Linked DNA regions of Homo sapiens: all the other regions are linked to region 3. Evidence: chromatin contacts called from ENCODE Hi-C or POLR2A ChIA-PET data. All regions are on one chromosome and are shown on one strand. Each heading gives the region's core, a stretch centred on a gene start or an enhancer-like site at or near the end of the contact. The rest is flanking DNA. Distances are from core to core; before and after follow the strand shown.

Region 1 (4,311 bases), core at 642-3,141, 370 kb after region 3:
TAGATGTCTATTAGGTCCATTTGGTCTAGAGCTGAATTGAAGTCCTGAATATCCTTGTTACTTTTTTGTCTCATTGATTTGTCTAATATTGACAGTGGGGTGTTAAAGTTTCTCATTATTATTGTGTGGGAGTCTAAGTCTCTTTGTAGGTCTCTAAGATCTTATTATATGAGTCTGGGTGCTCCTTTTTTGTCATTTTTTATCTTTGTTGGTTTAAAGTCTGTTTTATCAGAGACTAGGATGGCAACCCCTGCTTTTTTTTTCTTTCCATTTACTTGCTAAATATTCCTCCATTCCTTTATTTGCATGTGAGATGGGTCTCCTGAATACAACACACTGATGGTTCTTGACTCTTTATCCAGTTTGCCAGTCTGTGTCTTGGGGCATTTAGCCCGTTTACATTTAAGGTTAATATTGTTATGTGTGAATTGGATCCTATCATTATGATGCTAGCTGGCTATTTTGCCCATTAGTTGCTGCAGTTTCTTCACAATGTCAATGGTCTTTACAATTTGTTATGTTTTTGCAGTGGCTGGTACCGGTTGCTCCTTTCCATGTTTAGTGCTTTCTTCAGGATCTCCTGTAAGGCAGGCCTGGTGGTGACAAAATCTCTCAGCATTTGCTTGTCTGTAAAGGATTTTATTTCTCCTTCACTTATGAAGCTTAGTTTGGCTGGATATGAAATTCTGGGTTGAAAATTCTTTTCTTTAAGAGTGTTGAATATTGGCCCCTACTTACTTCTGGCTTGTAGGGTTTCTGCAGAGAGATCCACTGTTAGTCTGATGGGCTTCCCTTTGTGGGTAACCTGACCTTTCTCTCTGGCTGCCCTTAACATTTTTCCCTTCATTTCAACCTTGGTGAATCTGATGATTGTGTGTCTTGGGGTTGCTCTTATTGAGTAATATCTTAGTGGTGTTCTCTGTATTTCCTGAATTTGAATGTTGGCCTGCCTTGCTAGGTTGGGGAAGTTCTCCTGGATGATATCCTGAAGAGTATTTTCCAACTTGGTTTCATTCTCCCCATCACTTTCATGTACACCAATCAAATATAGGTTTGGTCTTTTCACATAGTCCATATTTTCTTGGAGGCTTTGTTCATTCCTTTTCATTCTTTATTCTCTAATCTTGTCTTCATGCTTTATTTTATTAAGGTGATCTTCAATCTCTGAAATCCTTTCTTCTGCTTGATCAATTTGGCTATTGATATTTGTGTATGCTTCACAAAGTTCTTGTGCTGTGTTTTTCAGCTCCATCAGGTCATTTATGTTCCTCTTTAAACTGGTTATTCTAGTTAGCAATTCCTCTAACTTTTTTCCAAGGTTCTTAGCTTCCTTGCATTGGGTTAGAACATGCTCCTTTAGCTCGGCAGAGTTTGTTATTACCCACCTCCTGAAGCCTACTTCCTTCAATTGGTCAAACTCATTCTCCATCCAGTTTTGTTCCCTTGCTGGCAAGGAGTTGTGATCCTTTGGAGGAGAAGAGGCATTTTGGTTTTTGGAATTTTCAGCCTTTTTTTGTGCTGGTTTTTCCTCATCTTCCTGGATTTATCTACCTTTGGTCTTTGATGTTGGTGACCTTCAGATGGGGTTCCTGTGTGGACGTCCTTTTTGTTGACATTGATCCTATTCCTTTGTGTTTGTTAGTTTTCTTTCTAACAGGCCTCTCTGCTGCAGGTCTGCTGCAGTTTGCTGGAGGTCCACTCCAGACCCTGTGTGCCTGGGTATCACCAGCAGAGGCTGCAGAACAGCAAAGATTGCTGCTGTTCCTTCCTCTGGAAGCTTCATCTTAGAGGGGCTCCTGCCAGATGCCAGCTGGAGCTTTCCTATATGAGGTGTCTGCTGACCCCTGCTGGGAGGTTTCTCCCTGTCAGAAGTCACGGGGTTCAGGGACCCACTTGAGGAGGCAGTCTGTCCCTTAGCAGATCTCAAGGGCTGTGCTGGGAGATCTGCTGCTCTTTTCAGAGCCAGCAGGCAGGAACATTTAAGTCTGCTGAACCTGTGCCCACAGCCACCCCTTCCCCCAGGTGCTCTGTCCCAGGGAGATGGGAGTTTGATCTATAAGCCCCTGACTGGGGCTGCCACCTTTCTTTCAGAGATGCCCTGCCCAGAGAAAAGGAATCTAGAGAGACAGTCTGGCTACAGTGGCTTAGCCAAGCTGTGGTGGGCTCCGCCCAGTTCAAACTTCCTGGCCGCTTTGTTTACACTGTGAGGGGAAAACCACCTACTCAAGCCTCAGTAATGGCAGACGCCCCTCCTCCCACCAAGCTCCAGCATGCCAGATTGACTTCAGACTGCTCTGCTGGCAGTGAGAATTTCAAGCCAGTGGATCTTAGCTTGCTGGGCTCCCTTGGGGTGGGATCCTCTAAGCTAGACCACTTGGCTCCCTGACTTCAGCCCCCTTTCCAGGGGTCTAACTTTTTCTGTCTTGCTGGTGTTCCAGGCACCACTGGAGTATGAAAAAATTTCCTGCAGCTAGCTCGATGTCTGCCCAAATGACTGCCCAGTTTTGTGCTTGAAACCCAGGGCCCTGGTGATGTAGGTACCGGAGGGAATCTCCTGGTCTGCAGGTTGCGAAGACCGTGGGAAAAGCATATTATCTTGGCCAGGGTGCACTGTTCCTTACAGCACAGTCCCTCAGGGCTTTCCTTGGGTAGAGGAGGGAGTTCCCTGACCCCTTGTGCTTCCTGTGTGAGGTGACATCCCACCCTGCTTCAGCTCACTCTCCATGGGCTGCACCCGCTGTCTAACCAGTTCCAGTGAGATGAGCTGTGCACCTCAGTTGGAAATGCAGAAATCACCCACCTTCTGCGTTGATCTCGCTGGGAGCTACAGACCGGAGCTGTTCCTATTCAGACATCTTGCCAGCCACAATCCAACAGTGGCTTTAGTAAATAAGGAATTATTTTTTCCTACAGAGCAAGAAGTAAGAATATAGAAAATTGCTGGCATTGCTCCCATTGTTCATGATGCTGTCAAGGATATAGGCTCTTTCTACCTTGCATTCTCCTTCCTTCATTTGCTGGCTTTTTCCCCTTTGGCTGAAGGCCCCACGGTTTTTAATATGGCTACCACAACACCAGGCATCATATCCATGCAGGAAGAAGAAGAAAGAGGGAAGGGGAGAGTCCAGCTCCATTGGTCTCTTTTATTAGAAAATATCCCTCCTAGTTGCAAAGGAGAGTGAAAAAATGACTATATGGCAAAGGGAAAGAACATTGTGATTATCACCTTAGAATGGTTGTTCATCACCTCCTAGAGATGAGCACATTGCTCTTGTATACAGACAAGTTCTGATAGCAGAAACAGGGGAGATTAGTCATTGATTGGCAGTTTTTAGTCTTCCACTGTGGAGGAAGAAAATGGAATTGGTGGCAGTCTTGAAGGCCTTTTTGGTAGGTTTAGGAGTTTCAGCTTTATCAACAAATATGTAGTATTTAGTATGTGTCTCCAGTAATTGAATGTGTGTGTTGTCATAAACCATAAGATATTTCAAGAGTTTTAGGTTGAGTTATGTTTATAAAAATTTTTTATCATATTCTAGTTTTATGTACTAGAAAAAATACTTGTCAAATAGGCCTTACATAGGGAGGGTTTTTACAACTTACTTAGAAAAATAACCAGAAATGGTGGACCTATTTATCCACCAGAAGCCGGATGTATTCTGGAGCAGCCTATATGGTTTTAGAATTTCATCCAAATTTGATGCAAGGAGATGCAAGTACTCTCTACAACCTGGCAATGCCAAGTCCCCCAATACATGCCCTTAGTAGGATTTGTGAACACTTAGCCGACAAGTATATACTCAGTGTCTCATGTCTAAATGTGACACAAAAACAGCAATGAGATACTTTTGGAATGACATTTCATCTCATACACAGAATTTGCCTGACTATATGTAATTATGTTAATACTTCAAGTGTTCATTTAATTATCTTTCTGTTAAAATGTATTTAACTTATCATTAAAGTACCAATAATCTTTAGACCAATAAAGTAGATAGTAGGAGGTCTAAAATACAATGATTTATACTATTTTGGAAAAGAAAAATCCCTTTAAGGAAAGTGTTACAAATAAAATTTCTTTAACTCTTTAATCAGGTATTTTCCTACTTAGTGAATATTTATGTGTATGGAAATTCATCACAGGATTGCTTTTATGTCTTTGCTTTTAATACTTGGTGCTAAATTTTAGTGATTATGTAGATTGGTTAAAGTTTTGACCTTTTGGAAGTTTGTTTTCTTGTTGTTGTTATTGATTTTAATTACTTTGTAATAAATTCTAGATCTTTGTAAGATATGTGACCATTATTGGCA
Region 2 (4,046 bases), core at 1,148-3,647, 340 kb after region 3:
CCCTTCGATATTTAAATAATCATATGAACTTCCTGTACAACTGTATTACATTTTCTTCAGTGAATTTTGCGTAGGGTTTGGTTCTATGGGCTTTTCTTTTGCCATATCTAAGCCACTCTGACAATGAGTTGAACGGTACTAACATCATGTAAAAACAAACAAAATCAATTTATAAGCATAGGGCTGGGCCATTGGCTTAGCTATAGTACCTGTAAGAAGGTCTTGAGGTTAATAGAGAACATCAGCAATCAGTGAAGAATAGGACTTGGATATGAAAAAACACAATAGAAAATCAGCATTTATAAAGATAAAATATCAAAAATGAAGCGACAATTGTTCTTTTCTCCTTAGTGTTGGTTGAACTTCATTTAAAGTATCATTTTTACTCTGCAGAGCATGAGTTTAGAAAAAGACATAGACATCTCAGGAATTCAGTGGGGAGAAACCAGGAGGGTAAGGAGATCTGCGTGAGGAATAGTTAAATGAATGAGGCATTGGCCTGCAAGAGTGAATTAACTAGAGTATCCAGTCACCATTTTCAAATATTTGAGAGGCTGTTATGTGGAAGGTGCACACAACTTGTTCTGTAAATACTAATGAGGGAGAGGATTGGGACATAGGGTATGTTTATAAGGATGGAGAAACTCCCAAATTCATGATACAAAATTTTTGATTTTTGAGAAAACTTATTTCTGATATTCTAGGATTTATAACATGTTCCTACATGTTAATTTCTCAGTGGGTTGTCTCTTCCATTTAATTTATAATTTAATAAGTTGACTTAATTTATTCTATAGAACAAGTTCTATAATCTTATATTATTGAAATTTTCTTGGACTTAGTTTCCTCATCTTATTACATACTATTCCCTATGTAAATGTAATCATTGTCCAGCAGAACATAAAAAAAAGTGTTGAATATTTTACATGTACTGAGTTTAAGGGGGGAAAAAGAATGATTTTAACTAAGGTAAGTTGTTTAGGGAAGGCAGGAGAATGACTAGGTTCATTGATTTTCCAATATCATAACTTTATCTGTACATATGATAATTTTATTGGATTATGTCTACCCAAATTCACAGCTGAGAAAATATTTCAGATTAATATCAGATATTATTCAGGGCAATTGGACAGAAGCACACTTATTCATCTTGATGGAAAAAATGAATTTAAGGGGGCCTCTTCTCTTGGAAGTTTATTCGTTTTCTATCCAGTGTGAATTAATCAGAATAAAACTTTTAAAAAATCTGAAAAAAATGTTTAAACTCTTTTTAAATATATATTTGATTTTTAAAATTTGCAAATGGGTAAATATTTTTAATTTTTAATTTTTTTTTTTTTTTTGAGACGGAGTTTCCCTCTTTTGCCCAGGCTGGAGTGCAGTGGCAGGATTTTGGCTCACTGCAACCTCTGCCCCCCAGGTTCAAGTGATTCTCCTACCTCAGCCTCCTGAGTAGCTGGGATTATAGGCACCTGCCACCACGCCCAGCTAATTTTTATATCTTTAGTAGAGACGAGGTTTTTGCCATGTTGCCCAGGCTGGTCTCAGACTCCTGACCTCAGGTGATCCACCTGCCTCGGCCTTCCAAAGTGCTAGGATTACAGGTGTGAGCAACCTCACCTGGCCTATTTTTATTTATTTTTTTAACATTTATTTTAAGTTCAGGGGTACATGTGCAGGTTTGTTACCTAGGTAAACTTGTACTTTTTAACTTTGAGGAACCGTTTTCCATAATGGCTATACTAATTTACATTCCCACCAACAGTGTACAAAGTTTCCTCTTCCACTGACATCCTGCGTGGTCTGTGTTCTTTGAATGGAGACCAGGGACCAGGAACTAGTCTGCAGTGAGCAGGGTGTGAGGCCAAGGCACAAATCACGTGTGTGTTTATATCTGTATAACAAGAAAATGTGCCGCAGGCAGTTTTAACTTGTCTAGTCCCTTTCTTTACTCTTGAAAAACCAGTCCTAGAGTACTTTGGGGAAGAAGCCCAGAGTGGCAATTAATGTTATTCACCCTCCTCCCACTCTGTAAATATGGGCTTTTCCCATGGTTAAGCAGAGGCTGTTTATTAATTTTTTCCTGTACTTTCTCCCTCAGTGATCTCCTGCACTCGTGTGTCCCCATGAATGTGCCCAGCTGTGTGTTAGTCCAGTAATTGCTGTGCTTTAAAGCATCTTTTCTTCTCCCCCTTGAATTAAATCTGTCAATTGTGAACCAGTAAACCAGTTTTCTCAAGAATTTTCAGTGGTTTCTTATAAAATTAGGCCACCAGTACTTTCACTCTTTGTCAATCAAAAGGAGGAAATTCAAGCGAAGTCAAGGTGCATATGTTAGTGAAAACTGAACTCCGGATTGGATGTCAGGTTCTTGTTTCAGCTCTGCCTTTAACAAGCTGGGTGGTGTTGTGCAACTTAGTTTCCTTATTACTAGCATGGAGGGGTGGGACTAGAAGACTTCTAGTTTCCTCCCAGCTCAATGAAAGCAAAGAATGCTTTCTTCTTAAGTTTTATTAGTGTTTCTCAGTATTTCTTTAACCTTCCGTGGATGAACTGCCTGATACACTGGAAGTGCACAAATAGATTTAAAAGTTTCACTTATGAGGTAGGTAATTAGGTTTTATCCAGTTGCTTACAGCATGCTAGGTATTGAGGGGAAAGTTAACTAGTTTTATCAGCCCCTGGTTTGAGTAAGTAGTAGTCAGTGTTTTGAGGAGTTGGGACTAGAAGAAAGAAAGGAGATTTGTTAAAAAATAAAGGTGGGCTGCTGTGTACCTAAGCAAGGACATCAACCTTCAGTTATCAAACAATAATAATTCACAGAATGGTTTTCAGAAAATCTAAACATAGCAATTAAAAATTTCAAGCTGAGATTTGAAGAAATCTGGAAGTTTATCCTTCTGTCTCAGGAAGATTTTATATTTCTGTTTTAGCATTTGAAACTCCAGCTCCTGCCGAATGCTTCTGGTTTCAGAGAGCTCACAATATTATAAGTCCAACTGTTTTGTTTCCAGTGTTGATACACTTTACATGGGTACTGTGTTTTCCAGAGAGTGGAAAAGCACTTTGATTATATACAATACTCATGTGTGTATGATGGGAAAAGATAGTCACTCTATTTTCTTTTTTAGGGGAAGATTAACATTCAACTAAAGGATACTCTGAATGATCATTCTACTTGTGCATCTGACAGGTTAGAAACAGACTGCGAGATTACAATATATTACTACTAATTATTTCTCATATTTTCAACCTTGATATGAGCTATTTTATGATAAGCCCTTGTCTCCAGGAACCTGGAAGTTTCAAGAGCTCTAAAACAATCATTCATAGCAGACTTCTTTACCGTGAGGCTATTCCTGTGTTCATGTTAAGATCACATCATTCTGAGGAACATGGCTCAAAAGAATTAATTTCAAGAATAAGTAACATTGTCTAACATTCTGGCCGTAGAAGTGTTTTCTCTTCCTATATCATGTTTTCCACTTGCGAGGAAAATTTTTAATGAAAAACACTTTGGCAGCAAAAAGAACAAAGCTGGAGGCATTGTACTACTTGCCTTCAAAATAGTATAGTAATCAAAACAGCATGATACTGGCATAAAAACAGACACATAAACCAATGGAACAGAGTAGAGAGCCCAGAAATAAATCCACATATATATGGCCGTTTGATTTTTGACAAAGATGCCAAGAAAACACAGTGGGAAAAGGTCAGTCTCTTCAATAGATAGTGTTGACAAAACTGTGTATCTACGTGCAGAATAAAAATGGTCCCTTTTCTCACCATATACAAAAGTCAACTCAAAATGGATTAAAGATTTAGATGTAAGATATGAACATGTAATAATACTAGCAGAAAACATAGGGGAAAACTCTATGACATTGGCCTGGGTAATGATTTTTTTAATATGACCCAAAAGCATAGGCAAGGAAAGCAATAATAGACAAATGGGATTATACCAAACTAAAAAGCTTCTGCATAGCTAAGGAAACAACAGAGGGAAGAGACAATCAGTGAAATAGGAGAAAATATTTGCAAGTAAT
Region 3 (4,188 bases), core at 222-2,721:
GAAGGTAGTGCTATGAGAAGGACCTCTGGGCTGCCCTTGGCTGTCCCAGCCCAGCTTGACCTTGATGCCTGCAAACACCTGCTTTGATTGGAGTTGTCTTGTTACTGAGTGGGTCCAGCTTTCCAGCGCTTTCCAATTTACAAACTGGAAATTCCTGCGGTGAAAGATGTAAAAATTGTTTTTAAATATTAAATATAAAAGATTAAATATGCAAAAAAAACCTGAGGTAGGTGGAACCCTGCCACTTTTGAGACCTTCCGAGAATACTGATGACACCCTTGAGAAGAGTAAATAACTGAGAGGAGCATCAACTTTGAGGAAACACACATCTCATCTTTCTTCCTCCTTCAGTCTCGCCCACAACCAGTTCCCCCACCATACCTGCTTTGACCCCATTTCCAGGATAGGTAGTACTCTCTTGAGTCATTCTTTCTGTTTCCAGCTGGCTCACATTAATAGTGACGCAGAAAAGCTGAACGGCCCTCTTTTCTCTGAAAGAGCTCATGGTTAGATTTAGCAAGAGGCTTCTGCTCTTTCTGTCCTTCCATTGGAGAGTGTCACGTGTCATTCTGTACAGCCCTGGGGTTTTCCCCTCTTCTAAAATTCTAGTTATGAATGGTTATCATAAGTGTGAGTGACTCACCACTCTTTAATATACCAAGGCATAGGCAAGGCTGTGTGACAGCAGTGGCTGGCATGTGCTTGCAGCCAGACACACACCCACCTACACCCACACTGTTTTGCTTTTGTCCTTCAAGGTTGGAAGTGCTGAACAGAGCAGAATCCCAGGTATTGTAGCATCATGGCATAATGTTTTCCACTGAGGCTTTTCCGAGTCAGAAGTGGACAACCTAATTAGGGGGGTTTTAATGTGTATGTGACATATACTCACCATCCTAAGCTGTGTCATTGGAACTGAGGATGTTTTTGACTTTTCCTTCCCACTCTCTTTCTCACTGACCCAGACCCCTTTCTGTGGAACAGAGAAATGGTAGGCAGTGTATCTTAGCCATTTATTAACGGGGCCCAGACATGATCCCCAGGACTTTGCTGACAGGTCTAAATAAGGCTAATCTACATGTTGCCACCAGGAGCTCTATTAAAAAATTGGACAGCTGGGGGAAAGGCTGGCCTACTGGGCTTTTCACTGTTCTGACTGGGCAGCCCAACATCCTATTGCCCTGATAGAATAGAACTCCTCATATCTGCCTTGCTTTCTACCAGGCTCTGGAGCCACTTATTAGCTCTGTTTTAAGAAAATTATTGATATTCTGTGTCTCAGTTTTCTCAAGCATGAAATGGAGATAAAAATTGTACTTCCCTTAAATTGTGGTTATAAGGATTAAAAGAATAAATACATGTAAAATGCTGAAATCAATATTTAGCCCACAGTACTCTTAAATGTTAGTGATTAGTAATATCCATAGCAAGCCTCTTGCTTCAAGCCCTCTTGGGAACTTCCTAAGCTGCAAATATGTGAGTAATATCACAGCCTGTATGGCAGATGAAAGCATAATCTTTGGAAAGTTGTGTGCCTTGACCTGAAAATACTTGGACTGACCATCACTGCCATCGCAAACCATAAGCAACTGAGCACTTATTGAATATGATTTTCTCAACCTGCAGCTATACTTGAAGTCTGTAGGGGCTGAAACTTACCGTTATTTCCAACGCTGTTTGTAGTTCTACCACAAAGCCTGGCCTGTTGTAGATGCTTAATTGAGTTAGCATTGAGGGGCATCATTTTGAATCTTTATCATGAAAAGGACACTTTTGCTTGGCTGAACCTACATTGACACATAATTATGCAGAGCCCACAGTTTACACATGGGTTTGCTCGATTTGTACATTCTATGGATTTAAACAAATATATACCTGTATCCACCATTACAGTGTCATACCAAGTAGTTTCACTGCCCTAAAAATCTTCTGTGCCCTATTTGTTTCCTCACCTCTAACTCTGACAATCACTGATGTAATCGTTTTCTATTTCTGTAAAATTGGTAGTAATATCCTCTTTCATTTCTGATTTTAGTTACTTGAGCTTTTTTTCTTAGTCATTCTAGCTAAACATTTTGTTGATCTTTTCTAAGAGCTTACTTTTGGTTTAATTTTTTTGTTTTTTTTTTTTTGTATCCTGTATTGTATCTTTGTTGTAATCTTTCCTTCCTTCTTCTGGCTGTGGGTTTAGTTTTTTCTTTTTTTAGTTCCTAAAAGTGTAAAGTACATTGTTAATTTGACATCCTTCTTTTTAATGTAAGCATTTACAGCTATACATTTTTCTCTTGGGTCTGATTTCTGTACATGCCATAAGTGTCGGGGGGTTGTGTTTTCATTTCTCTCAAAATATTTTCCAGTTTCTCTATAGTTTCTTCTTTAACCCATTGGCTGTTTGAGTATATTGTTTAATTTCAATGTGTGTGAATTTTCCAGTTTTCCTTCTGCTACTCATTTCTAGTTTCATTCCATTATAATTGTAAGGGATACTTTGTATGATATCAACCTTTTAACATTTGTTAAGACTTTTTTGTTAATAAATGTTTAACATTTATTAAGACTTTTTTGTTAAGCTTCAGTTGCTTAACATTTCTATTCTGAAGAATGTTCTATGTACACCAGAAAAAAGTTGACTTTGTCTAATATAAATATGGTCATCCTTGCTCTCTTTTGGTTGCTGTTTGCATGGATTACCTTTTCTCATTATTTCACACTCAATCTGTGTGTATTCTTAGCTCTAAAATGAATCTCATAAAATTGTATCCTGCTTTCCTTAATCAGTTTTGCCAATCTATGTCCTTTGATTGGAAAATTTAATCCATTTACACTTAATGTAGTTATTCATTGGTGAGGACTTACTTTTGCTATTTTATTTGGTTGCTGTATACATTCTAGCTTTTTCTTCCTCTTTTTCTCCATTACTGCCTTAGTTGATTTCTTATCATGACAAGTTTTGATTCCCTTCTCATTTCCTTTTGTGTACATTTTGTATATTCTTTATGGTCACCATAGGGACTACATATAATATTCTAAAGTTTTAACAATCTTTTTTGAATTTATACCACTTCAGCTTCAATTGCTTACAAAAAATCCTGTTCTTTCTTCTCCTTCACTTTATTGATGTCACCGATTACATCTTTATACATTATATGCCTATAACCACAGATTTATAACTATTTTTATGCATTTGTCTTTTAAATCATGTAGAAAATTAAAAGTAGAATGAGAAACCAAGTTTATAAAAATATTGATTTTTATATTTGCCCATGTGTTTACTTTCTCCAGAGATATTTATATATTCATAAAACTTTGAGTTACTGTCTAATTTTTTTTACTTCATTGCAAAGGACTCCCTCTAGTATTTCTTGCTGGGCAGATCTAGTGGTTATAAACTCCCTCAGTTTTTTGTTTTTCTGGGAATGTCTTTACTCCTCCCTCATTTTAAAGGCATGGTTTTGCCAAATATAGAATTCTTATCTGAGTTTTATCTTTCAGCACTTTAAATATATCATTCCAGTGCCTTCTAGCCTTCAAAGTTTCTGCTGAGAAATTGGCTAATAATCATATTGGGACTCCCTTGTACATAATAAATATTTTATTGGGTTTATCATAATTGATTTTTCAAGCTTATTGGATGTATATTTGTGTCTTTCATCAAGTTTAGAAAGTTTCTGGCCATTATTTCTTCAAAGAAAGTCTCTGACCACCCACATTTCAGAGACTCCATACAGCTTATATTGTTCAGCTTGATGGTATCCCATAAATTCCTTAGGCTCTGTATACTTTTCTTGTCTTTTGTTCTGTTTTTAGACTTGATAATTTTAAATGTTGTATCTTCAAGTTCACTGTTTCTTTCTTCTGCTGGCTCAAATCTGATGTTGAACCTGAATAGTGACTTTTTAAAAAAAATATTATACTTTAAGTTCTGGGATACATTGCAGAACCTGCAGGTATGTTACATAGGTATACATGTGCCACGGTAGTTTGCTGCACCCATCAACCATCATCATCTGTATTTCTCCTAATGCTATCCATCCCCTAGCCCCCCACCCCCCAACAGGCCCTGGTGTGTGATGTTCCCCTCCATGTATCATGTGTTCTCGTTGTTCAACTCCCACTTATGAGTGAGAATATGCGGTGTTTGGTTTTCTGTTCTTGTTAGTTTGCTGAGAATGATGGTTTCCAGCTTCA

The links. A loop is a pair of places that touch in the nucleus more often than their neighbours do. ChIA-PET counts read pairs that join two places held with the same protein, here RNA polymerase II (POLR2A). Pooled maps may share reads with other maps.
Region 1: a pooled map shows a loop between it and region 3 (6-fold over the local background). The contact joins two enhancer-like sites. A Hi-C loop is called at or near these places in 3 of 37 single-sample maps with no recorded cell type and 10 of 50 pooled maps.
Region 2: a pooled map shows a loop between it and region 3 (17-fold over the local background). The contact joins two enhancer-like sites. A Hi-C loop is called at or near these places in 21 of 37 single-sample maps with no recorded cell type and 15 of 50 pooled maps. POLR2A ChIA-PET finds 5 or more read pairs at or near these places in 1 of 52 experiments (GM12878).

The regions. Positions count from the first base shown.
Region 1 is chr4:104,928,816-104,933,126 of GRCh38, reverse strand. No RefSeq gene overlaps it. Among named protein-coding and RNA genes, the nearest start is that of TET2, 220 kb to the left of the region's middle. RefSeq lists an enhancer at 2,139-2,478. Within about 2 kb of position 1,891, at least 5 of the 41 ENCODE cell types and tissues checked have a DNase peak (open chromatin) inside an H3K27ac peak, as active enhancers do.
Region 2 is chr4:104,965,167-104,969,212 of GRCh38, reverse strand. No RefSeq gene overlaps it. Among named protein-coding and RNA genes, the nearest start is that of TET2, 180 kb to the left of the region's middle. Within about 2 kb of position 2,397, at least 11 of the 41 ENCODE cell types and tissues checked have a DNase peak (open chromatin) inside an H3K27ac peak, as active enhancers do; they include GM12878, where a contact is called at or near this core.
Region 3 is chr4:105,302,919-105,307,106 of GRCh38, reverse strand. The region is part of intron 2 of TET2-AS1 (TET2 antisense RNA 1); the gene reads left to right. Among named protein-coding and RNA genes, the nearest start is that of TET2-AS1, 48 kb to the left of the region's middle. RefSeq lists an enhancer at 410-689. Within about 2 kb of position 1,471, at least 2 of the 41 ENCODE cell types and tissues checked have a DNase peak (open chromatin) inside an H3K27ac peak, as active enhancers do; they include GM12878, where a contact is called at or near this core.